Linked DNA regions of Homo sapiens: regions 2, 3, 4, 5 and 6 are each linked to region 1. The links are chromatin contacts, found by Hi-C in ENCODE. All regions are on one chromosome and are shown on one strand. The core of a region is the stretch at or near the end of the contact, and the rest is flanking DNA. Distances in the headings are between cores, read along the strand shown.

What was found. A loop is a pair of places that touch in the nucleus more often than their neighbours do. Pooled maps may share reads with other maps.
Region 2: a loop to region 1 is called in a map of A673, with 18 times the contacts of the local background. The contact joins two enhancer-like sites. A Hi-C loop is called at or near these places in 3 of 168 maps with a recorded cell type or tissue (A673, HCT116 and chondrocyte), 8 of 37 single-sample maps with no recorded cell type and 13 of 50 pooled maps.
Region 3: a loop to region 1 is called in a map of CD4-positive, alpha-beta memory T cell, with 19 times the contacts of the local background. The contact joins two enhancer-like sites. A Hi-C loop is called at or near these places in 3 of 168 maps with a recorded cell type or tissue (CD4-positive, alpha-beta memory T cell and naive thymus-derived CD4-positive, alpha-beta T cell), 3 of 37 single-sample maps with no recorded cell type and 13 of 50 pooled maps.
Region 4: a loop to region 1 is called in a map with no recorded cell type, with 24 times the contacts of the local background. The contact joins two enhancer-like sites. A Hi-C loop is called at or near these places in 2 of 37 single-sample maps with no recorded cell type and 2 of 50 pooled maps.
Region 5: a loop to region 1 is called in a map of gastrocnemius medialis, with 13 times the contacts of the local background. The contact joins two enhancer-like sites. A Hi-C loop is called at or near these places in 3 of 168 maps with a recorded cell type or tissue (ascending aorta, cardiac septum and gastrocnemius medialis) and 11 of 50 pooled maps.
Region 6: a map of gastrocnemius medialis shows a loop between it and region 1 (17-fold over the local background). The contact joins the promoter of HDAC6 here to the enhancer-like site in region 1. A Hi-C loop is called at or near these places in 2 of 168 maps with a recorded cell type or tissue (ascending aorta and gastrocnemius medialis) and 9 of 50 pooled maps.

What each region holds. Positions count from the first base shown.
Region 1 is chrX:52,259,694-52,263,862 of GRCh38, reverse strand. The region is part of intron 1 of LOC105377209 (a long non-coding RNA gene); the gene reads left to right. Among named protein-coding and RNA genes, the nearest start is that of SNORA11D, 71 kb to the right of the region's middle. RefSeq lists enhancers at 1,186-1,685, 1,686-2,187, 2,000-2,359 and a silencer at 2,055-2,313. Within about 2 kb of position 2,287, at least 38 of the 41 ENCODE cell types and tissues checked have a DNase peak (open chromatin) inside an H3K27ac peak, as active enhancers do; they include ascending aorta and gastrocnemius medialis, where a contact is called at or near this core.
Region 2 is chrX:48,629,256-48,633,510 of GRCh38, reverse strand. The region is part of intron 1 of LOC107985695 (a long non-coding RNA gene); the gene reads right to left. Among named protein-coding and RNA genes, the nearest start is that of WDR13, 34 kb to the right of the region's middle. RefSeq lists an enhancer at 1,614-1,683. Within about 2 kb of position 1,655, at least 2 of the 41 ENCODE cell types and tissues checked have a DNase peak (open chromatin) inside an H3K27ac peak, as active enhancers do.
Region 3 is chrX:48,023,820-48,027,793 of GRCh38, reverse strand. No RefSeq gene overlaps it. Among named protein-coding and RNA genes, the nearest start is that of SPACA5, 19 kb to the right of the region's middle. Within about 2 kb of position 2,018, at least 2 of the 41 ENCODE cell types and tissues checked have a DNase peak (open chromatin) inside an H3K27ac peak, as active enhancers do.
Region 4 is chrX:48,937,904-48,942,008 of GRCh38, reverse strand. The region is part of intron 2 of OTUD5 (OTU deubiquitinase 5); the gene reads left to right. Among named protein-coding and RNA genes, the nearest start is that of OTUD5, 18 kb to the left of the region's middle. RefSeq lists cis regulatory regions at 1-301, 1-640, 1,055-1,555, 730-1,880 and enhancers at 1,445-1,704, 2,835-2,884, 2,895-3,394. Within about 2 kb of position 2,253, at least 6 of the 41 ENCODE cell types and tissues checked have a DNase peak (open chromatin) inside an H3K27ac peak, as active enhancers do.
Region 5 is chrX:56,762,731-56,767,161 of GRCh38, reverse strand. All of the region lies in intron 2 of NBDY (negative regulator of P-body association), which reads right to left. Among named protein-coding and RNA genes, the nearest start is that of NBDY, 36 kb to the right of the region's middle. RefSeq lists enhancers at 1-62, 2,546-2,905, 2,901-3,402, 3,366-3,485, 3,506-3,555. Within about 2 kb of position 2,586, at least 24 of the 41 ENCODE cell types and tissues checked have a DNase peak (open chromatin) inside an H3K27ac peak, as active enhancers do; they include ascending aorta and gastrocnemius medialis, where a contact is called at or near this core.
Region 6 is chrX:48,799,257-48,803,627 of GRCh38, reverse strand. It overlaps HDAC6 (histone deacetylase 6), which reads right to left and starts at 1,561. Exons shown (of 29, transcript NM_006044.4): 1 at 1,486-1,561; 2 at 843-965; 3 at 629-757; 4 at 412-500. The coding sequence starts at 935. RefSeq lists enhancers at 910-989, 1,620-2,133, 1,980-2,249, 2,371-3,202 and cis regulatory regions at 2,961-3,007, 2,710-3,210.

The DNA of each region.
Region 1 (4,169 bases), core at 1,038-3,537:
TCTCTTCACGTTTTTCTGCCTGCCTTACATTCTGGCCGCACTGGCTGCTGATTAGATGGTGCCCACCCAGATTAAGGGTGGGTTTGCCTTTCCCAGCCCACTAACTCATATGTTAATCTCCTTTGGCAACACCCTCACAGACACACCCAGGATCAATACTTTGCATCCTTCAATGCAGTCAAGTTGACACTCAGTATTAACCATCACAGGAATCATCACGCTTTAAAAGGGGCCTACAAGGTGCTGCATCAGCGGTTTTTATATGTGTGTACAGAGAGCGTCACTTCTAAGCTATCTCTCCCCACCATTGTCTGGTAACTCCTGAGACTACTTGAGCATCAGAGACAAACTATCCTGAAGCTTGTGGTGTGTTCGCGGAGTTACAAGGGCAAGCTCAGGTGTCTGTTCATGTCTGTATTAGTCCTGAAGCTTTGTGGAGGCCTACATGACCTATTCATTAGCTAACATCTTCCTCATTCTCCCTCAAATTTATTGTATTTATGCCACTTAAAATATCAATAAAATAATTTTATGATTAAGAAGAAAAACAAGGCAGGGCAAAGAGGAGAGAAGACAGGGAGGGAAATAAAGAAGGAGGGAGGAGAGTAGCTTTGAGAAGGAGGGAGGTGTCAGATGTACTGAAGGCATCTGGACATATAGTGTAAAAGGATGAGGACGTGATCATAGTGTTAGGCAATATGAAGGCCATCGGTGCCTTTAACAAAAGCATTTTTCTGTTGAGAGGTGAGCAGGTAGAAGCTGCATTGAAGAGGTTTGTAATGATAATGATTATAGAACAAGGGAAGACAGATTTGCTGCTTGGAGCATCAGGGAAATGTGTCATTACCTTGGAGAAATATGGGATAAGGAACTGATTTCTGTTTTATTACATTTTGTATAAAATGTCAGAAACAAGAGCATGTTTATAGATGACAGAAGAATCCAGAATAAAGAAAGAATGTGACAATTCAGGAATAAGGGATAATCACTACAAAAGTCTCTACCTTGAGAAGGTAGAGGGCATGGGATTCAGGTGAAGGCCCGGCCTCAAGTAGGATCCTGTCACTTCCTCCAGTGGGGCAGCTGAGATTACAAGTGCAGGCCCACTGCTGTTGGGAAGTGGTGAGAGTTTCTCTCCAATCGCTCCTGTTTTTTCAGGGGAATATCAAGGAATATCATGAGAAGAGTTGGTGCTAGTCCTTGTGGGGGCTATTGTAGGGAGAGGAGAGAGAAGGTACACTTGTGGAGGGTGCACATTGTTTGTCTACTTGGTTACAGGGGGGCGGGGGAAGGCAGGGGGTTGCCAGGCGAGTAGGGAGGAAGGAAAATGAAGAGATGCGTTTGAGGAGCGAGAGTTAATAGCTTTGAGTAAGCTGGGTAAGGAAGGTGAATGGTGAGGAACGCGGTTGGGGTCAGTGGACAGGCCTCCTTGAGGCTGAAGGCTGTGGATGCTGGGACATTGGAGAGAGGGAGCTGTTAGGACTGGATGGGGTGCTGCCCATGATGAGAGTGCGGGATGCAAGAAATAGACATCGTGAAGGGGCGCGGTCTTTCCTGAGGCCCAGAGCATTACCGCGCGCGGAGGAGACTTAGGTGGGGAGGAGGAGGCCCCCTCAAGACGGAGGAGAGCCGGCCGCGGCCTGGTCAGCCCCGGGGGCGCTGAGGTCGCCGGGGAGGATCCGTGCTGTGAGGGCTGAGAGGAGGACAGGGCGTGCGTCACATGAGAAGCGTGTCCAGGGGCTGGCTGGGAGAGTGTCCATGGGATTGGCACAGGTCTCGAACGTGAGGCGGCTGGTGCAGCCATGCAGTAGAGCCTGGCCTTCAGCGGTCGCGAGCCTGAGCCATCAACTCTCAATAGCAGGGAAGGAGTCCTGCGGCTGACCCTGAGGAGACTAGCGCCTACCTCCCCGGACTCCGATGCGCAGGCCCAGAGCCCGTCAATCCTAGGCCAGCCCCGCCCCGAGAGCTGCTTTTTCCGGTGGCGCAGGAACTTCCTGCTGGGTTGCTATGGTTCCGAGGGCGGGACTATGGGAGGCTGCCTTGTACGGCCGGTTCGTCGGGGCCTGTCTGACCGGTACTAGTCTATTCTCTGGTCCTCATCTTCATTCTGCGTAGCTTCCTCAGGTTAGCTCTACCGGCTCTTTGCCGAGAAGCAGTAGAAAGGATGAATTTTCTTCCGCGGTTGGTGGCGCTTCATTCTTGTGGCCTGCAGGTGGCAATATTGCTCCATGGATACGCCCAACTCGCCTCTCCCCCCGCCCTTCTTGCTTGAAAAAAATGCCGCGGAATCTTTTTTGAGAGAAGAGGTTGGTTCTTAAACCTGCCAAGTCCTGCTGCTGGGGCTGCCTGTTTTTTAGGGGGTGAAGCGGAGCGGGTAGTGTCTCTTAAGAAAACTCAGAGCTGATGAACAAAATCTTTTTGCTTTTGAAATTGGCATTCCTCTTGAGATGATGCCTAGGTTCCTTAGTAACTTGTATTTTGACTTCTCTCAATGGTCTTGTCATTCACTGTCCCCAGGTTGTACTGGGCTTTGTGGACCTGGTTTTATATTGATAAATGCACGCACTCTTTTATTATGGAAGTGACTCAACCTCACTGTAGAAAATTTGGAGGACAAATACAGTGTAATAAAGAAAGCCAGTCTTACCCTCAGTCCCATCACCCAGCAATGACCACTGATAATATTTGTTGTTTCCTTAGAGTTTTTCATTCCCAAAGGTGCATTTTAAACACGAGTTCATATTCCATCGTTAGTTCATCTTTTTTAAACTCAGATTTTCAGTGTGAGTTACCGTGTCCTAAAAATCATTTGAAAAATGCTTGAAAATTTTTATTCATTTCCCATTCTAAAACAATACACAGTCTAGAAGCGTCGAAAAAATACTTAATAACTGAAATGGAAAGCAAAAATAACCCCTGACCCCCTATCTCATTGGTAAATGTGATCATGTAACCTTTCTAAGAACAGAAACTGTGATTGTTCTGCTTTGTTTTTGCTCACCATTGCCTTTTCGGCAAACTGACAAGAGTGTAGAGGAGTGTTCTTAACATACAGTTTTGAATACATGAACAAGTACCTTATTTCTTCCAGATGTTTATCTTTGTAAATACGGTGTATTTTTAAATAATGTTTGGATGATACTGGATGAAACAACGTGGCTTCCCCCTCACCCTTCCACTTAGCACTTTATTGTGAGCATTAAATTATTACCATTTTGAAAAAAGTTTTGCTGGCTGTTTTACACTCTACCCAGTTTGTCTTTTATTTCATTCTTGCACTGGAGGCAGGAAAACGTTCTGTAAACCAGCGTATAATCTTGTGTATGATAGACCGGTGATCTGAACGCCAGTGCCCTCTTTGAGGAACCCCAAGAACCTTGGCAATTTACTGCTTCTTCCTGTATCACAGTTTCCACGTGAGCAAAATGAAGGTTATAATAGCACGTGCTTCATGGAGGATGGTGGTCACCATAAATAGCACAACAGGTTCTTAGTTCCTGGCAATTGTAGACATATAATTATTGTTGTTGTTATCTCCAGTATTCACAACAATGTGTGTATTAGGATTTGCAATCCATGAGACCGAGTTTGATAAAATGTACTCTTCAGATTTACATAGAGCTGACACCTTTCCTTCAATTTCCCATTTCTGCCTTCTAGTAGAAAATTCATACTACTAGTTTTTAGGGCCATTCAGTCAAGGAAATGTGTAGGAGGAAAGCACATTGATAGATTTCTTAAAGTTTATCCCTTCATTAAATGAAAAGAATACTTTTGCACACATATATTTTTTACCATCTCTGATTATTTATAATAGATTTCCAAAAATAGATTTACTGGTTTGAAAGGCATGATCGCTTTTAACTCTCTTGGTGCATTGCAAGAAACACAATACCCATTTATATTGCCACTGACATTATGTGAGAATTCTTGTTTTTTTTATACCCTAACCAGTATTTATCAATGTTTTAAAGATAATTATCTTAATGATTGTAAGTTATATGTCAAGATACTGATCTTCCATTCTGTCACATACATTGCAAATACTTTTCCTGGTTTTTGCTTCCTAAATGTGTAGTTTTCAGAGGCATAGATAATTTTACTTTTATGTAGTCTTCTCAATCTTTTTTTGTGTAACTTCACTCTATTCTTAATAGAAGGCTGAAAAG
Region 2 (4,255 bases), core at 406-2,905, 3.6 Mb after region 1:
GTGGTGAGCTGAGATCGCATCATTGTACTCCAGCCTGGGCAACAAGATGGAAACTCAGTCTCAAAAAAAAAAAAAGGGGGGGCCGGGCGCGGTGGCTCACGCCTGTAATCCCAGCACTTTGGGAGGCCTAGGCAGGCAGATCACCTGAGATCAGGAGTTTGAGACCAGCCTGGCCAACATGGTAAAACCCCGTCTCTACTTAAAAAAACAAAAATTAGCCAGGCGCGGTGGCGGGTCTGTAATCCCAGCTACCCGGGAAGCTAAGGCAGGAGAATTGCTTGAACCTGGGAGGTGGAGGTTGCAGGGAGCCGAGATCAAGCCACTGCACTCCAGCCTGGGAGACAGAGTGAGACTGTCTCAAAAGTAAATAAATAAATAAATATAAATAAAATTGTAAAATATGCATTCACAAGTTAGTGTTACTGGAAAACTGCATGTTATGTAACAGTATGTACAGAAGTGAAAAAGTACAACCAAAATGATATATCACCAAAATTAAAAACACAAAAATTTAAGATAAAAACAAAATGACACGTACAAGTAAACCGTTTTTTTTAATTTATGTAAATATAAACACGGACATTTAGAAATATACACATTGAAAGGACAGAGATGAGAAATTATTCCTTGGGTGTTGGGTGTCTGTTTGCCATTTATTTCTATAATGTAGTTCCCTCTTTTCTGAAAAACTTGCAACCAACGTGGATGACTTTTCCAAAGAGAAGAGGGACCCAGCATGGTGGCTCATGCCTGTAATCCCAGCACTTGGGAGGTCGAGGCAGGTGGATCATCTGAGGTCAGGAGTTCGAGACCAACCTGGCCAACATGGCAAAACCCCTATCTCTATTAAAAATACAAAATTAGGTGAGTGTGGTAGCAGGCACTTGTAATCCCAGCTACTTAGCAGGCTGAGGCAGGAGAATTGCTTGAATCCCGGAGGCGGAGGTTGCAATGGGCCAGGATCGCGCCACTGCACTCCAGCCTGGGTGAGAGAGTGAGACTCCGTCTCAAAAAACAAACAAACAAAAAAACACAGAAGAGAAAACACTCTCTGAAATGGAAGTAAAGGGACTAGAAAACAATGGGAAGCTATTTAGTAGTAGGGGAAAGGGCTATTTTCCAATGGCGAGTGACAAAACCACAAGGCAAAACTGTCCCTCCCCCTCCAACTGGAGTCCATACAGGGACGCATGCACACGGGCACACGTGTGTCCCTCTGTGAGCGTTGTATGGTGCACACTGATAGACTGATGGGGACCCTCTGACCATTCCTGTGAGGACTTGAGCCAAAAAGCTACTTCTCTCTTGGCACACCTGGCCTAGCCCAGTGTGCTTTTGAAACTCTAGGAACCATTGGAGTCCACTGGAGGGCTTCTGAAAACACCAACTGCTGGGCCCCAGGCCCACAGCTTCTGATTCAGTGGGTCATGGGTGGGGCCTGGGAGTATGCATTTTTAATAGATTCCCAGCGAGGCAGCTGCTGCCTGCCAGGGAACCCCACTTTGGGAACCACTGGACTAGTGTCTGGGTCAGCGAATAGAGGAGGCCACCCGGAGGCCAGAAGGTGCCTGAGGCCCTGGGCTTCATGGCTGGTGGCTGGAGATGCCCTCCTCCAGGCCTGGAGCTTCCTCAACCTGACAACTTGCCAATAAGGGAAATGGGCGCGATCTAACGTGCCGCGAACTAGTGCAGACTCACAGCCTAGGTCGAGTAGGAATGGAATTCTAGAAATGATATATGCCAAGAGTTTGCAGTGTAGACCTCAGAATCATCTCAGATTCAAAGAGGAAACCAAACGACTGCAGCAGCAGCAGCAGCAGCAGCAGCAGCAGCAGCAGGGAACAGGTTGGCTACAGAGCCAGTGGTCACACCCGGCTTTCTGCAGCCTTTCTGGCTCCGCAGCATTTTTTTCAGAGCTTAAGGGCGGGAGGAGATGCTGTATATTTAGGGGTGGAGTGAGGAATAGCGGAGCATTCCGGCATTTCTGGAGTAACACTGCCCCCAAGAGCAATCTGTGATAAAGCCTCAAGCTATGTGGACAAACAACATGAAAGGCGAGGTAATGAAAAAAAGATCCAGAAAGATCCAGCAGCCAACTTGACGATCCTCGCTGATTGAAGATTAAAGCACTATGAGCGCAGCTAGGTTCAAATAGCGGTTCTGCCACTTACTCACTTTGTGACCCTGGGCAAATTAGTCAACTTCCCTGTGCCTCAGTTTCCCCTACTTGTACTTCATGGGGGATTAATGAACTAATATATGGAAAGTATTCAAAGCATTTCTGCTGACTACAGAAACTCTTTACAATTCTCCCAGAAATAATCCAGGTCATCATGCATTTGCCCACATTCCATCTTTGTCAGGAATTGTAGGCCAAAATGTTCTTTTTTTATTTTAATTTAATTTTAATTTTTTTTTGAGATGGAGTCTCCCTCTGTCTCCCAGGCTGGAGTGCAGTGGCGTGATCCGGGCTCACTGCAACCTCCACCTCCCAGGTTCAAGGAATTTTCCTGCCTTAGCCTCCCGAGTAGCTGGGATTACAGACGCCCGCCAACATGCCTGGCTAGTTTTTATGTTTTTTTAGTAGAGACGGGGTTTTGCCGTGTTGCCCAGGCTGGTCTCCAACTTCTGACTTCAGGTGATCCGCCTGCCTCGGCCTCCCAAAGTACTGGGATTGTAGATGTGAGCCACTGCAACCGGCCCAAAATGTACTCTTTTTTTTTTTTTTTTTTTTTTGAGGCAGTCTCACTCTGTCGCCCAGGCTGGAGTGCAGTGGTGCGATCTCGGCTCACTGCAAGCTCCGCCTCCTGGGTTCACGCCATTCTCCTGCCTCAGCCTCCCGAGTAGCTGGGACTACAGGTGCCCGCCACCACGCCCGGCTAATTTTTTGTATTTTTAGTAGAGATGGGGGTTTCACCGTGTTAGCCAGGATGGTCTCGATCTCCTGACCTCGTGATCCGCCCGCCTCCGCCTCCCAGAGTGCTGAGATTACAGGCGTGAGCCACCGCGCCCGGCCAATGTACTCGTTTTTTAAAGACAATGCTTAGTTATAGTTCTCCACAATTAAACCCAGCACAGTGGCCAGGAGTGGTGGCTCATGTAATCCCAGCACTTTGGGAAGCCAAAAGGATCACTTGAGACCAGGAGTTCGGGACCAGCCTGAGCAATATAGGGAGACACCCACCCCCCCCACCTGTCTCTATTTTCAAAAATAAAATAGGCCAGGTGCAGTGGTTCAATGCCTCTAATCCCAACATTTTGGGAAGCTGAGGAGGGAGGATTGCTTGAGTCCAGGAGTTTGAGACCAGCCTGGGCAACATGTTGAGGTCCCATTGCTACCAAAATTTTTTAAAAATTAGCCAGGTGTGGTGGTGCATGCCTGTAGTCCCAGCTACTTGGGAGACTGAGGTGGGAGGATCACTTGAGCCCAGGAAGTCAAGGCTCCAGTGAGCTGAGATCATGCCACTGCACTCCAGCGTGGGTGACAGAGCAAAGACCCTGTCTCAAAACAAACAAATAAATAAAATACAGTAAAATAAAATTATAATAAAATAATATAAAATATAAAGACATTAGTTGGGTGTGGTGGTTCGTGCCTGTAGTCTCAGCTACTCAAGAAGCTAAGGTGGAAGGATCGCTTGAGCCCAGGAGTTCAAAGCTGCACAATGAGCTATGAGCACACCAGTGCACTCCAGTCTGGGCGACAAAGTGAGACGCTGTCTCTAAAAAAATTTTTTTTAATTAAATTAAAATAAAAGAAATTTTTAAGGTCAGGTCTGGCTTTTTTTAAAAAAAAGTCATGAGTCATACTCTCAATATAGGCATAGAACACTGTTTACAGCTTTTGCCTCCATAAAATTATTTTTCTGTTATGGAAAATTTCAAGCGTATAAAAAAGTAGAGAGAACAATACAATAAATCTCCATGTAGTCATCACCTAGTTCAACATTTATCAATTCACAGCCAATGTTGTTTCTTTTATGTCCTCTACCCACATCCCCACTGGATTATTTTGAAGCAACACCCAGATATTACATCATTTTACCCATGAATCTCTCAAGATGTTGCTGTAAATGATAAGAACTTTTCCTTTTTTTGTTTTTTTTTTTTGAGACAGAGTCTTGCTCTGTTGCCAGGCTGGAGTGCAGTGGTGCAATCTCGGCTCACTGCAACCTCCGTCTCCCAGGTTCAAGCAATTCTCCTGCTTCAGCCTCCCGAGTAGCTGGGACTACAGGTGCACACCACCACGCCCAGC
Region 3 (3,974 bases), core at 769-3,268, 4.2 Mb after region 1:
TCCTCAGACTATAGAGTCCTCATGCCCTGCCATCTGTCACCAGATAATCCCACTGGAATGTGCAGAGCTGATGGAGGACATCTTTGGCCTCAGCTAACGTTTTCCACCGCCATTCTGCCCAGGGGGTTGTGAGGCCTCGTGTAGGGTGGGCAGCTTTCCAAGCCACCAAAATTCACAAAAATGCAAAATCCATACTGACCAGGTGTACATGGACTGCAATGCAAAGCCTCCTGGGAGTCACTCTCAGCTTCTGTACTAACTGTGCAGAATCCTTTAGTAGGGAAGCCACTTTTCCATACCGTCCTGGGGCAGCCAAGTGCTTCACTTCAGCCCCTGTCAGGTGGAGCTTGCTGTGCTCTGTTCGATACATTGTCTGTAGCTTTTTTCTTTTCTTTTCTTTCCTTTTGACGGAGTCTCGCTCTGTCGCCCAGGCTGGAGTGCAGTGGCGTGATCTCGGCTCACTGCAAGCTCCGCCTCCCGGGTTCACGCCATTCTCCTGCCTCAGCCTCCCCGGTAGCTGGGACTATAGGCGCCTGCCACCACGCCCGGCTAATTTCTTTTTGTATTTTTAGTAGAGACGGGGTTTCATCGTGTTAGCCAGGATGGTCTCGATCTCCTGACCTCATGATCCGCCCGCCTTGGCCTCCCAAAGTGCTGGGATTACAGGCGTGAGCCAGCACGCCCGGCCATCGGTAGCTTTTTCATTTGGTTCCCTGGCTAGGTCCTTACGGACAGGCAGGGGCTCCGGGTGAGACAGAGGGTGTCTCCTCCTCCAAATGAGAAATGGCCTCTCCTTCTTGACCCTCCCCTGTTGTCTCTTCTGTTTTTTTGACTTTGCTGTTGGTGACTGGCAAAGGAGAAGGTCAAGTTCCTCACTCTCTCATGGTGGTATTGTGTCGCGTCATCCTCTAGAGGGCGCCAGTCCTCTTCTCCGGGGTCTTCTACGCCTTCTGGTCTCCTCTGATGAAAGAAGATTATATGACCACAAGGTGGCGTAGCACAATAAGGGTTATTATTATTCTATGCCCCGATCATAGACTAGAGTAGACAGCCAGGCTTAATGTGGCTACTATGAATGAGAGACCTACCCTCTGGGCCGTGTCCTGGCGAGAAGCGCGCAAGCCCAACATGGGTCCCCTGGTTTGGATTCAAGAGGACAGCCACCTCCTTTGGAGTCCTGGTTGGGACAGCAATATAAACGTCTTTAGTCACGTGAAGTAACAGTTTTGCCCCACCTCAACAAATTTGGGGTCTTGATATTGCTCCGGAAAGGAACAGAAATGATGTCATCTGTAATAGCAAATTCAAATGCGACAAGAACAGAGGCATGCTAGCTGTTTACAAAAGCGCCTCCCCCAGCTGTGCTTAGGGGATCCACGTCAGCCCGACATCGCTGCTTTATAGCCATGTTCACGTGTCATATGCGTCTCAGGGTACCCAAAATCACAGGGCCAACTCACGGGGCTCCTACCACTCTAGCCAGTCATGGGGTCAGGATAGCCTACCCTCAGTCCAGAGATGTGTACTCCCCCAACCTTTTGTGTTCAGACCCACAGGCCTTATAGCGCCCTGTGCGTGCCCCAGCATTTCCCTGCCTAGTGGGGCTCCAGGCGGGCAGGGTGACCTCCTTCCCCAGGCAGTTCCACACCTGATCCCAAAAGTCAGTTCTAATGAAGTGGATTCATTCAAATACTGGTGTTACTGCTTGGCCAGGCTAGTGAGGCACAGAGAAAACCCACAAATGTAGAGTATGTGACACAGCACAAAGCAGTCCCATGCCAAACTGATGCAATGGCATTCCAAGTTTAGAGTTCCACCGCTTGAGACCATCCAGGATTCTTTTACCAATTATTTGTCCTACTGTCTCCTATCTATTTCATGATTACCAGAAATCCTTCCCTTTTCCTCTTTGTCACTTACAGGGAGTTTGAGCGATTTAGGGCGCTGATGAAGGAAATAAATGACCACAAGGTGGCGTAGCACAATAAGGGTTATGGGGTGATTCTGTGACAGGTTTGCATGAAGTCCCTCACAGCCCGAGCCTGTACAGAGGTTATGGCCACTGGTCAACTATTCGGAAGGGCAGAACGACAAGGGAAGTGCTGGGGCATCAAGACGGGGGCTTATTTGTCTAGGTGATGTCATTCAGCAGCAAAGAGAAAATTCTCTGGGTCAGAGAACTCTGAAGGGCAGCAGCAGCAGCTTTGGGTATTTTATGGCCTGGGGCCTAACTTATCTATTCCCCAAAGATGAAAGATGTAGTACCAGGTTTTCTGGGGTATGTAAAGCAGGAAGACTCTCAGTGGCTAAAAATCTATGTGTTTGGGCTATTTATGAAATATTTGGGTATGTAAAAATTTGTTTGGTGCCAGCAAACTTTTGAGTTAAGGGGTCTCAGCCTGCAGTGAAGAAATAAACAACCTGGGGGTCAAACATAGAGGCCATCTTTGGCTTACTTATATAACAGTAAAGGCATAATTCATTCTATCTGGTCCTTAGAAATTCTGGCATAAAAGTTTAAGGGTAGAGAGTTATAGTAACAAGATAAGGATGCCTACTTTTGTCACTTCTATTAAAGATTGTACTCAAAGTTCTAGCCAGATAAATTTTCAGGCAAAAGAAAGAAATAAGAGATGCCCAAATTAGAAAGAAAGTAAAACTATTTCTATTCCCAGATGGTATGATTTATATATATATAGAAAATCCTAAATAATCTGCAAAAAAAACAACTGTTAGAACTCATAAACAAATCCTGCTAAATGGCAGGATGCAAGATCAACATACAACTATCAATTGCTTTTCTATACACTATCAATGAAAAAGCCAAAATGGAAATTAAGACAACAATTTTGTTTACGATAGGATAAAAAGAATAAAATACTGAGAAATAAAGTTAGCCAAGCAGATGCAAGACCTGTACAAAACATTGCTGAAAGAAAGTAAAGAAGGCCAGGTGTGGTGGCTCACGCCTGTAATCCCAGCACTTTGTGAGGCCGAGGCGGGTGGATAACCTGAGGTCAGGAGTTCAAGACCATCCTGGCCAACATGGTGAAACCCCGTCTCTACTAAAAATACAAAAAAAATTAGCCAGGCATAGTGGCGGTTGCCTGTAATCCCAACTACTCAGGAAGCTAAGGCAGGAGAATTGCTTGAACCTGGGAGGCGGAGGTTACAGTAAGCCAAGATCACGCCACTGCACTCCAGCCTGGGTGACAGAGCAAGACTCCATTAAAAAAAAAAAAAAAGTAAGGAAAACTAGATAAAAGGAAAAACTAAATAAAAAATAAAACTAAATAAAAGGAAAGTGTTCGTGGATAATTAAGGAAAACTTAACATTGTTAAGATGCCAATACTCCCCAAAGCAACCTACAAATTCAATGTAATCTCTAACAAAATCCCAAATCCCTTTTGTGCATAAAGGGGAAAGCTAATCCTAAAATTTATATGGAGTTGCAAGGGTCCCTGGATAGCCAAAACAATCTTGAAAAAGAAGAACAAATTTGGAAGACTCACACTGCCCTATTTCAAAACTTACTGCAAAGGTACAGTAATCAAAACAGTGTGGTGCTGGCACCAGGATAAACATATAGATCAATGGAATAGAATTGAAAGTCCAGAAAAAAAAAACCCATGCAGCTCAAATGATTTTTGATTAGGGTGCCAAGATCATTTAATGGGGAAAGAATAGTCCGTTCAACAGATGCACTGGAAAAATAGATATCCACATGTAAAAGAATGAAGTTGTACCATGACCCCATACCATATATAAAAGTTAACTCAAAATGGATAAAAGACCTAAATACAAGAACTAAAACTGTAAAATAACTAGAAGAAAATGAAGGAATAAATCTTCACGTCTTTGGACTTGGCAATTGTTTCTTAGATATGATACCAAAAGCATAAGTAACAGAAAAAAAATGAATAATTGGACTTAATAAAAATGAAAACTTTTGTGTATCAAATGACATTATCAG
Region 4 (4,105 bases), core at 1,004-3,503, 3.3 Mb after region 1:
TCCTTATCGGCACTATGGCTACACATTTCCCCTGACTGGGCTGCCTTTGGCTTTTCTCTGTAAAACCTCAGAAGTCCTCTGGCCTCTCCCCCGAAGTACATGGCCCTTGGTCTCTAGACCTTATCTGGAGGTTTCCTTGGTGCAGAGTGCATAATACATGTGCCTGGGAAGGGGACTTTGTCCCTGGGCTTTTTGCTGCCCCCGTTTCCAGCCTCGCCTGGATGGGGACAGATGGCAGTCAGCTTAGACTGTAGTGTGAAGCCCTACAGGCTGACTTCCTGCCATGTGTTGAATAGTGGAAGGAACGTGGAGCAGAGAGTTGGAGTTGGGCGGGGGCTGCAAACATAGAGGGCACTGTTTCCTTGACCCCTGCTGTGTGCTAGGCATTCAGCTGGGTGCTTCAGGCTCACTGCAAAACTTGGATCATTATCCCATGAGACAGGTGAAAAGATTGAAGCATAGAAAGGGAAATGACATGCTCAGGGCCATTAGCCAGAGCTGGCCTGGGAACCCAGAGGTGTCCAAAGGACACGCATTCTTTTTTTTTTTTTTTTTTTTTTTTTTTTTTTTTTTTTTGAGATGGAGTCTCCCTCTGTCGCCCAGGCTGGAATGTGCAGTGGCGTGATCTCGGCTCACTGCAACCTCTGCCTCCCGGGTTCAAGTGATTCTTCTGCCTCAGCCTCCTGAGTAGCTAGGATTACAGGCGTGCACCACCACACCTGGTTAATTTTTGTGTTTTTAGCAGAGATGGGGTTTCACCATGTTGGTCAGGCTGGTCTCAAACTCCTGACTTTGTGATCCACCCGCTTTGGCCTCCCAAAGTGTTGGGATTATAGGCATGAGCCACCGCATCCGGCCAGGACACATTCTTTTTATGATCCTAGGATCCTTAGCTTCTTAGCTTGGTTGTCAACTGGCTGGATGACCTTGGCTGTGTTCCTTGACTTCTCTGGACCTTACCTCCTCCAAGTAGGAGCACGTGGCCCTCTGTTGTTGGGAGTCTTGAGGCAGGTGGCTTTCTGCCTTCTGTTCCCCTGGATTATCTTCCTATAGGGTCCTACCATTTGCTTTAGAGACTTCTGAGAATTGCCTACTCCCCAGGTAGCTGCCTGCCTGCCATTGGTTCCCCTGAGTTAAGCAATATCCATTGCTTGCGCTCAGTTCTCTCCCACCTCCTCTTATTGGGGATTCATGAGCATCATTGAAGGCTTGGGTGGAGTGGAGGTGGGAACCTGAGCCTCAGAGGTATCCTGTGGCCCACCCTGTCCCTGTTATGCTCAGATAACCTCCTCCTGGAAACATGACTCTGCATCTCTCCCTTGCTCCCTCCCTCCATGTGGCTTTGACTCAGCAGAAACCTCTAACCCTGACCAGGGTCCTGGTGCTAGCTTCTGTGGGCAGAGTGAAGGCCACATGGTTGTTTCTACATGGGCCATGGGGGAGTGGCAAGGGCTGTGCATGTTACCACGATGAGGCCCAGAAACATTAGCTAGGCCCACTCTTCTGGGCCTTTTGGTCTTGGAACATCAGCACTAGGAGGGATGGATCTGAGATCAATTTTGATTGTTTTATAAATGGGGAAACTGAGGCCTCAAGAGAAAGCCAAGACCCTACCCTATCTAGGTCATACAACCAGTGTCAGAACATTGGTATTTGAGGTTGAACCAGGCCACAGAAAGAAGATTCCCACGGGCCATTTCCTGTACACCAGCTTCCTTCAGCCTCTCCCGTGTATCCTTCAGGTTTCTCATCCTTGCAGTGGGAATCCTTGAGCAGAGGAGCACACATCTCAGGAACCAGACTATCCAGTGGGATGAGTTCTGTCTCTCCCACTGAGGGTATGCTAGTTGGGGTAGTTGGGGCTACAGACCAGGTCACACCACAGCTGCTTGACAGGCAAGTGAGACCTTTGTCCTGGCTCATCTCCTCAGGAGATTGGTTCTCAGTGGGGCCAGGGTTCCCACTGGACCAGGAGGGTAGTGGGGAGCAGACCAGGTCCCTGTCTCCCTCTGCAGCTGTGTGTACACACGTTAGTGTGGTTTGTTTTTAGGTTCCCTGTAGACACCTAGCTTCCTTTTTTGCCCTTAGCGGAACTTGCTGTGGCTCTTCTGGGAGGCAGGCAGCTACCTGGGGAGTAGGCAGTTCTCAGATGTCTCTAAAGCAAATGGTAGGACCCTATAGGAAGATAATCCAGGCTCTCATGTCTTGCTTCTTAACATAAATCTGGGTACATTATTGGTTACATTACATTAGTTACATAAGGACTTCCCCCGGGCAACAGAGGAGAGAGGTTGAGGCTAGTCTGTTAGAGCTCTTGGTTATTTCCCCTGCCCTCCACCTACCCTGCCAGAGGCCAGGAAGGAGGTTGGTGGGGTAGGGGGTCCCTCAGTTTATAGAGCCTCACATCTTCAGTCTTTCCTGAAGTGGCAAGGGCATCTACTCATTGAATGTGATAGTTCTCTGTTGTGGGATTTGTTGGGTGAGCATTTGGCCTCAGGGAGCATCTTTGGCAGTCTCTGCTGTATGTGTATACACATGTGCATTTCTATACTGGTGTCTCTGTGTGTCCAGAAAAAGGAAAGAAGTGGGGTGTGTATGGGGAGGGTAAGGTTCATATTGGCCTCTGTGGCCCTAGGGAGAGATGCAGCCCCTGATATCTATAATCTCTGCCCTCTCCCATGCCTTTCCTGGGTTCTAGCTGATTCCTGCTTGTGCTGGTGTGGAAACTGAGGCACACAAGATCAGGTCCTGCCCCAGGGAGTAAGGTGACTAAGATGGTGGCTGGATTGGGGTGAAGGTGGTAATATCAGCTGGGGCCAGCAGTTACCCTTTGAGAGCCTGGCCTCCCCTTCACTCCCCCTAAATCTGTGATCCCAGGCAAGCTTTGCCACATTTCTGTGTCTCCTGGGTAAAGTAAGAGTGTTTTGGTAAGGATAGAATGAGTTGGAGTGTGAAAAGTCTTTGGTGTGGGACCAATTGTAGTATTGTACTGAGGATTTCTGAGCCCTGTTTGAGATGGGAACAGAGGTAGAATGGTGGGGGACCCCCTTCCAGCTGGCCTCTGGGAGGGGAGAACAGGTGCAGATTGCCCACAAGTGCAGCGTCAGCAAGAGGAGGAGTTTCAGTTTCTATCAAAACAAGTTCTCTGAATTCCCCTACCTCTGCAGGTCATCCCCCCAACCTCAGACCCCTCCACAGGGAAGTCAAGCCTGGCCCCCAGCCCTGTGTGCCAGCCTTCTGGGAAGAGGAGGGCTTTCTGGAGGACAGAGGTGGAGCTAGGAAAGTCAGAAAAACGAATTCTTTTTTTTTTTTTTGAGACAGAGTTTCGCTCTTGTTGCCTAGGCTGTAGTGCAGTGGTGTGATCTTGGCTCATTGCAACCTCCACCTCCCGGGTTCAAGCGATTTTTCTGCCTCAGCCTCCCAAATAGCTGGGATTACAGGCATCCACCACCCTGCCTGGCTAATTTTTTGTATTTTTAGTAGAGATAGGGTTTCACCATGTTGGCTCGGCTGGTCTTGAACTCCTGACCTCAGGTGATCCACCTGCGTCGGCCTCCCAAATTGCTGGGATTACAGGCGTGAGCCACCACACCTGGCCAAAAATGAATTCTTGTTGAGTACTTCCTATGTGTTTAGCTCTGTGCTTAGATGCTTTTCCTGCCTTATATTATTGGAGAAATCCTTCTATTCTCCCTTGTTGGGGTAGTACTATTGCTGTTTTCCTTGGTTTGGAGATGTATATTTTCTTCCACGTTAATGATTCCAAACTTAGGGTATACCTTATAATCAGTGTGGTGTGTTTCCCCCCTCAAAAGCTGTGATTAGGTACATGTTATACCATATCACCTATCAGTGCCATCATAGGATTGAGGAGAGAAGGTGGTATTTTACATTTTACAGATAAGTAAAGAAGTGTCATAACTCGTCCATACTTTAGGACCCTGTTTTATGAAGCCTGTATTGTTAATTCGATATTAATTTAACTGCTGAAGTTTTGTTAGAACTAACGGCCTAGAGGTAGACTTGTGGACCTTTGGTTTCGCTAAAGGTAGAGAGCCAGGAGAGGACATGCATCCTAGGTCTGCATTTGGGGCTTTCCTCTGGC
Region 5 (4,431 bases), core at 1,337-3,836, 4.5 Mb before region 1:
CTACTGGAAAACGGCAGAAGGACTGGGATCACAGGGCTGCCGCCCAAGTACAAGGCAGTGGCCACCCAGCTGGCTTACACAAGGTTTTGCTGGAGAATTGGGGGTCCTCCCAAAGCCTGGAGTTGCAGTTAGAGTTTACCACCTTGGGATGGCACATGGAGGTCCGAAGAACGGATAGACAGCTCAACAGGCAGCCACAGGGCCTGAGGCAGGAGTCTCCCTCAGCGGGGACATTCAGCAACTCACTCAAGACTGACTCTGCTCAGGCTGTCTCGGCTTTCACAGAGGTAGGGTTGGGAGGAGGGTGGCTCAGAGAGGCTGGGGAAGGCCACCAAGTACCACAGCTTCTCATGGCATCACACAGGGACAAGGCTTGGGGGCCCTTTTTAAGCAGCTTGACCCAGGATGCTCCAGTTTCATGCCTGCTGCTTGAGCCTATCTGATAACAGACTTCCCGAATTCATTCTCAGGAGAAGGCCCTAGTTGCCCAATAAATGGCATAATGACTCAGGCCTGGAGGCAGGAATGCTCCTCTGTCTCCCTTTCCCCTTTGCATATTTCGAACCCCTGTCGAAGAGAATGTGGGCAGTCGCATGCCTGTGGCGATGTGTGTTTGTGTCCCATAATGCTTGGGCCCCTACCCCTTTGATTTTGTGAGCTTACTTTATGTGTGTGTATGTGTGTGTTTGTGTGGGTATGTGTAAGCGTGTTTTTGTCTGGGTGTGCATGTATCTCTGTGTGTGTGTTTGTGATTTTATTTCTTCTTCTGGGGGTCTCTTGTAAGTGCCTGCATGTGTGTCTGTGTGTGCCTCCCTGTGTGAGTGAGAGTGGGCAAATGAACACGTGGCAGAGACACCCTGCCTGCACACACTGAAATGTGAGCAAATGAACACGTGGCAGAGACACCCTGCCTGCACACACTGAAATTCAGATTGATGTGTTCACATGGCTTGACTGGAAAAAAAGGAGTTAGGAAACAACTTGCCAAGGCTCCTACTGGCTCAGGATTACACTTACAGCATCCAGAAGGAGAATGGGAAATAACAATGAGCCATGAGGTATTGGGTAAAGGGTGCGTTCACCATGACATTTCACTTAAAAGTAACACGTGGGTAGCCTTTTGGTGGACCAGAGGGACTAAACTCATGACCTTCATCTGTGCTCCTTAAAGAACGAATGTGAAGCTTTCTCCAGGCCTAATTCTGCAGAGGGACATCCCACATCACCAAGGAGCAAAAGAAGAAGCAGTCTGCTAGAACACGTGCCCACCCAGATCCGCAAGTGAAAGGAAAAACAGAAGCAGAATCAGAAGCAGAAGCAAAAGCAAAAAAAGAAAAAGAGGCAAAGGAGAAGGAAGTGCAGGGGGAGGGGGAGGAGGAGTAGAAGGAGGAAAAAGAAGAAAAAGAAAAAGGAGGAGTAGGAAGATAAGAAGGAGTTGGAGGAGGAGGAGCAAGAGGAGAAGGAGGAGAAGGAGAAGAATTAAAGAAGAGGGGTAGGAGGAGGAAGAGGAAGAAGAATCAGAAGGAGAACAGGAAGTGAGAGGTCCATGCCACTGTAGCTGTCCCGAAGGATCTAGTTTAGGAGGGCCTCAACGCGTGGTGACATACAACGAGGGGCACGGAGCCACTTCTGACATCCGGCTTAAAGGACACACAACCAGGAAGCGTCTTGTTGATGGGGTATTTCCTGAGTAAGATCAAAAGCTTTGATCCACAAGTAGGCCTGCAGAAGCTACAGAGAACACAGGTGCTGGCTGAACCTTGCCCTGAAGATGTCATCAGCTGACTGCAAGGGGCTACCAAGCCCCAAGGCTACAAGGCCAAGGCAGGGAAGGACCGCCCAAAAAAGAATAAGATGAAAAACGGGGAGGAATTGGACACCAGGGAAAAGAGATAATCAGCCACCCACTGCAATATGGAGACAGGGCAGAAAGGAGAGGGAAACGCCAATTTCTCCTCGCAGGGGTCAGCTAGAGTCCTACTAATTTCCTTAGGAAAAGTAAGCCTGTTTTCCCTAACGGTGTCCCCGCGCCCAGCTGACCCTGCCTTCCAGTCTGCTCCTGGAGCAGAAGTGGAGAAAAAGTAAAGAGAATGAAGAAGAAAAAAGTGAAGGGAGAAAAACTCCAAAAGTACACAAAGAATCAGTGAGCAATGAGATTGACAGCGAACTGCAATGCAAAGTGCCTCAGATGGACAGCTGGCAGCACTATGAGTGGCCTCTTGTGGCCTCACAGAGGAAGAGCCACCAGCCAGGAGAAAGCATCAGCCCCTCAAGCCCGGGTCTGCACCGCGTGGGCACAGAGGCCTGTTGGGCCAGGAAGCTGCCCTGCTCCCTGTGGCCCCCACCCCTACCCCATCCTACTGTTGCCGGTTCCCCCAAAGTGACCACATAGATGGGAAGCCCTGCTGTAGGTGAGATGGGTGCTCCTAGGCCAGTTTCTTTTTTTTTTTTTTTTTTTTGGTGTTTGTTTTGGTTTTTGGCACCAAAAACAGAAAGAGGGAAAGAAAATGGGGGAAGGGAAAGACAAGACTGCTGTTTGTGGAGCCACATTGCCATCTAGTGGAAGTTGTTTCTGAACACAACAGGATGCACGGACACCTGCCTTCTGCCAGGAACAGAGATCAGCGAGGATGTGCTTAGACTATGTCTAAGCCTGGGTTTCCCCCACCGGGGTTCTGAGCCCTTGAAGGAAGTGTACCTGGCATTGGGACGCTTTGGAGAAGCAACTACTCTAGAGGCCCCAGGACAGAACAGCCAGGCAGCCCCAAGACCAGTCAGCCCAGAGGGCGGAGCTGGCCCGGCAGCCATGTTGAGATGGACATAAACGAAGCCACTGGCCGAGACGGGGGCCGTTTACTCTGGTGTCTTTTGTGGGGAGTTCCGGGGTTCCCTTGGCTGGAGCCACGTGTTGGCAAGGGGGCCCCGATCCTCCCGGGGAACAAAGGAGCTTCGGGATACTGGAGACGTGGCAACCCAGGACCAGCAGTACCTGGAGATGACCAGGGGAACCCATGGTGGGTCGCCCCTACCTGCCCTTTTTTTCGGAGAGAGCTGTGGAACCAGGGAGGCATCCTGGGAATGAGCACAGGCCAAGGGCCAGCTTGGAGTTCCTCTCTTGTCCTGCTTCAGCCTGGGGGCTCCATGCCGCCATCTCTTTTGCGCTCGTGGGGTTTCCCCAGCACTTGTGCCCAGCTGCCTCCGGTTTCTAGATACAGTTTCCGCTTGATGGCAGTATGGCTCCACAAACGCCAACTACAACTGTAACCCTGCCACTTCAACTCCAGGGCCTCCGCCTTTTCCCATGTGAAAAAAGGTAAAGAGGAAAGAGAAACAAAAAAAAAGACAGAGGAGTGAAAGGAATCAGTCACCTGGTCCCAGATTGATCACCAAACTCATGGGACCGTGTGACCAAGGACCAGGACCAGTAGGCTGGAGATCCTGTGGGAATCCTGTTTAGGGAGCCAGCCTTTGCCCTTCCTTTGGCTCTCTGCAGGTTTCATGGCTCTTGCCCGTGCAGAAAGTAAACAACAAAAAACATGATCATTACTGGGACACCACAGGAGGACTAGGATCATAGGGCTACTGCCCCAGGACAAGGTGCTGGTCACCCAGCTGGCTTACACAAGGTTCTGCTGCAGGACTGGGGGTCCTACGAAAGCCTGGAGCTCCAGGTAGAGTTTACCGCCTTGGGCTGACACATGGAGGTCATCAAAATAGGTGGACTGCTCAACTGGAAACCACAGGGCCTGAAGCAGGAGTATCTCTCAGAGAGGACACTCAGCAACTTGCTCAAGTCTGACTCTGCTCAGGCTGTCCTGGGTTTCACACAGATGGGGGTGGGAGGAGGGTGGCTCAGGGGTGCTGGGGAATGCCACCACACACCACAGATTCTTATGGCATCACACAGGGCCAAGGCTCCCAAGGGAACTCTCTCTGTCTCTAACACAAAGTGAGGTTCCTTTTTAAGCAGCTTGACCCAGGATGCTCCAGTTTTACACCAGCTGCTGGATCCTATCTGTTAACAGACTTCCCACATTGATTCTCAGGAGAAGGCGAGAGTTGCCCATCAATCAATGGCATGATGGCCCAGGCCTGGAGTCAGGAATTCTCCCCTGTCTCCTGTTCCCTTTGCACATTTAGAACCTGTGTGGGAGAAATTGTAGGCAGTCTCGTGCCTGTGGTGGTGTGTATGTGTCTGTGTGGGAGAATGCTTGGGCCTGCACCCCTGTGCCCCTGTGAGGTTTCTTGTTTGTGTGTCTATGTGTGTGTTTGTGTGTGTCTGCATGTGTCTCTGTGTGCGGGTGTGTTTGTGATTTCATTTCTGAGGTCCCTAGTGAGTGTGTGTATGTGTATCTGTGTCTATGGTTTGTGGGTGCCTTCCTGTGTGAGAGTGGGTAAACTGGCACATGGCAGAGACAGCCTGCCTGTATA
Region 6 (4,371 bases), core at 312-2,811, 3.5 Mb after region 1:
TTTCAGTACAAACGTCTCTTCCTCTATAAAGGCTTCTGGGAAGCCCGGATACTAGTTTAGGATCCTCTATTATACACCCTTGAATCCCCTGGTCTTAAGTCTGTCTTCATTAAACACCTCATACTGCTGTTGGCTGTTTAATGATCTGCCCTCCTACTCATCAATCCGCTCCTAGAGAAGGACCCCTGTCTGTTGTTTGGTACATTTGTATCACCAACTCTTGGCACACAATAGGCACTCAATAAATGTTTGTTAGCTACATAAAAGAACCCTTTCAAGTGTGAGCCCTACCTCCCCAAATCATCTGCTTCCAGTATCCAGGCTGGGGTAAGAAAAGATTTATTCTTGCTAATGGGCTCTAAGTGTGTGTATTTTTGTGGTTTGGAGACAGCCTGGAGGACCCAGCCTCACCTGTCATCCCAGAGGCAATGGAATTCATTTAACTGCTCATCCAACACCAAGCCAGTGCCAGCCAGTGCTTCAGCCTCAAGGTTCAGATCCTGCAGAGGAAAAAAAAAAGGAGACACAGATCCATTTTAGGCCCTGAGTCAGAGGGAACTGTCCAGGGTGGGGAACCTTTGGGTTTTGATTGTCATACGAGGCTAAACTGCAGCCAGGCCCTGCTCACCATCCCTTGCAGTCCCACGATTAGGTCTTCTTCCATTGCTTGGCCGAGCTTCTTCATTTTGCCTTTCTTCTTTACCTCCGCTAGATTGGGGATAGAGCGGGGAACGGCTCCCTTTTTAATATTTCGCTTCTGTGAATCAGAGAGAAGGGTCAGAGTCCAGGGCATGACCAACTTGCTCCCTCTCCCCCTCATCAGGGCGGGTCTAGGGCCTCACCGAAGTGACACTGGAGTCCTGAGGGGGCGACTGGGGGTTCTGCCTACTTCTTCGCTGCCTGGTTGTGGTGGAATCCTGGCCGGTTGAGGTCATAGTTGAGGAGGCTTGGCCCCTGCCGCGGTTCTGGGGGTGGGGGGAGGAGCGTGGGTATGTGAGGGGGCTAGTGTGCCCTGAGGACCCCACCTCTCTGCCCTTTTCCAGGCTCCGCCCCCTCTATTAGATTCCATTCCTTACGCGATCTGATTCTCCACAGCCTTCCAAACTCCGCCTCTCTCAGGCCTTCTCCCTCCACTCAGGTGGCCATTCTACCCGGCCCCGCCCGGCCCGCTAGACTCCACCCCTTTTACACGATTCTCTTTCCCTGGTCTTGCCCTTTCACGGAGCAATGAGCCCCCGGGCTCACACAGTCCGTCTTAGGGCCTGCCCTTTCCAACCAATCACCGCCCCTTCTACTCTCCTAAGCCCCATTCCCAGACCCTCTAAGCCCAGCCCAGACCCCATTCCTTCACGAACCTGCCCTTTCGGCCTATCTCCCGGGATAATCACCCACCCTTTCACTCAGCCGGCCCCGGCCCCGACCCCGGTTTCGACTCCACCCTTAACGATTCACTTAACTCCACCCCTTATCGGGCCGGACCGGTACCTTCCACTCCGCCAGATCCCGCCCCTAGCGTTTCAACCAGCCCCGCTCCTCAGGGGACTGCCCCGTTCCTTCAACCAGCTCCACCCCCTGCCCAGACCCGACCGCTAACGTTTCGCTAACCCTCTTCAGCCAGTCCCTAGCCGCCTTCGGTCGGCCTCCGCCCCCTTCCCGCCTCCGCCGTCGACGCGCTGTACTCACCGCTCCACTCATTGGACGCAGCCCCTTTCTCAAACTCCGCCCTTGGCTCGCTCCACCAAGTTTCTGGCGACCTGTGGGGACGCGAGCGCTCAGGCTTTTCTTTTCCATTGGGCCTCGTCTCTCGACTGCCCGCCCAGATCCCGCCTCCAGAGGGGACCGTGCCTCAAGGCCGCGCCCCTCGCGCGAGCCACACCTCTCGCGAGCTCACAAGCGGCGGGGCGGTGCGTCGGCGTGCTACGCCAGCTGGGCTGAGCCACACCGCGAGCTCACAGGCGACGGGGCGGTGCGTCGGCGTGCTACGCCAGCTGTGCTGCGCCTACGTAAAAGGCAGGCGCCGGCGGTTCCCGACAGGGCTGCGGTGCAAGCTTTTTCTTGCCTCGGCTATCGTCGCTGTCGTCCCGGATGCCATAGCCGCCGCCCCTCCGTCCCTGTCCAGTCACTTAGGAGCCCTTCGGGTCGGCGGTGTCTGGAGAGCAAGCAAGGAAGCGAGGGAATTAGGAAGGGGCATCTTACCTTTTCCCCGCGACTTCCCGCGCGACGCGCCGTGATGACGTAGCGCGGGCGGGCTGGTTGTGGCTGGGCCGAGAGCGAGGTTGCCACTGGACGTTGGTGGTGGCGGCCAAAATAGGCGTGGTGACGATGCTAAATGTGAGGATTTTCCGAGTTAATATTCACTATGGTGGTACACAGGAAACACTGGCCGAATATTAGCTATTAATATTCTGCCGCAATATTCTGAGTGGAAGGAGTCTTAGTGGGGGCAGGGAATGGTAATGATAGCAAGTATTATGTGACAGGCATCGTTGTAAACCACAATTCTATGAGGTAGTTCCCATTATTAAGGCTGCTTTGCAGATAAGGAAACTGAGGTTACGGGACTTAACCATGTGACTTTGGGCAAGTTGCTGAACAGTTCTGTGCTCCGTTTCCTCATCTGGAAAGTTGTGATAATAATAGTGCCCAGGGCCAGAATGGCCTTGAGGATGGGAGTTCTCATGGGCAGCAGCTCTCCCTATCTGCCCCCTCCAACGGGTAACCACTGCTCCCAAGCAGTAATAGAAAGTGTGTGTGCGTCTGGGGAGCTGTCCCTAGGCACCCCCTCTCCCCCGCAACTCCCACTCCATGTCTAAATGTCAGCTCTGCAGGAGGCCGGTTTGTCCTCCTAATCTCCCTGTCTCATTCTCCACCATTTCCTACCGGGCTATAAGCTGGGACCGGAGAGATAAGCAGTCCGGGGGTTCTGCATCAGACTGACAGATTGACGGTCTCACCGCCCAGTAGCTTTGCCCTCTGATCCTCTTGAAGATGTCCTGCCGCCTCTTCCCTCTCACCCCTCCTACGTGAACCTATCTTTTGTCTCAGCGCAAAAGAGTTGCAGACCTAAGACCTTTAAACCCCTACACTCACCAAAGAAAACACATACAATGATAACACACTACAAAAAAATTCTAGAGTTCTGATACCTGCAGCCTGATAGAGTAGGGAGTCTTGCAAAGGGTCAAGGCCCATTTTTCTGTTGGATCAGAAGAGAGGTTTCTGAAGAGCAGGGGTCAGCAAACTTTATAAAGGGACAGAGAGTAAACATCTTAGGCTTTGCAGGCCACATACGGTCTCAGTGGCATTTTTCTTTTTTTCTCTTTTTAAAAAACAACCCTTTAAAAATGTAAAACAGCCCACAGTCTGGCTTTGGCTTGAATGCCATAGTTTGCCGATCTGTGCTGTAGTGTCAGGCCTTGGTCTCTATCTGGCTGGTATTCTTTTGCAGGATTGAGGGTAGGGGCCTTTTTTCCTAAGGAGAGGTATTCCTTTTGTGTGAGGTGTGTGAGGACAGGGATTCATGGGCAGGGTCAGGTCACTTCTAGTGTACCTCTGGTGGGTCATTCCAAATGTTCCTGGACAGAATGAGGACAGGGATTCCTATGGTTTCTATATTGTACCTTTACTGAATCAAGCAGGGGTTTCTAGAGAGCTCCAGACTATGGGTTCCTGTTCCTGTGCAAGTTAAGGATTAAGGTTTTGTTTTTTTGTTTTTTTGTTTTTGTTTTTTGATACAGGGGACAGGGTCTCACTCTGTTGCCTAGGCTGGAGTGCAGTGGTGTGAACACGGCTCACTGCTGCTTCAACCTCTTGGGCTCAAGCTGTCTTCCTACCTCAGCCTCCCAAGTAGCTGGGACTACAAGTGCATGCCACCATGCCTGCCTAATTTTTTTTTCTTTATAGAGATGGGGTCTCGCCATGTTGCCCAAGCTGGTCTCAAACTCCTGGACTCAAGCAATCTGCCTGCTTCAGCTTCCCAAAGTGCTGGGATTACAGGTGTGAGCCACCATTCGTGGCCAGGATGGGGCTTCTTAGACCTATGTTATGACAGCTTCCTACAAAGAGATCAGGTGGGCCAGTACTGGGTCACAGGTGTTTCTGTATAGGTTCAGAGCTTGTGTTCATATAGACAGTGAGATCAGGTGTCTAGATTTCGGTCAAGAGATTATTATTGGCCAGGCAGAATGGCTCACACTTGTAATCCCAGCACTTTGGGAGGCAGAGGAGGGCAGATTGCTTGAGCTCAGGAGTTTGAGACCAGCTGGGCAACATTACAAAACCCCATCTCAATAAAAAACACAAAAATTAGCTGGGTGTGGTGGTGTGCATCTGTAGTCCCAGCTACTCGGGAGGCTGAGGTGTGAGGATCGC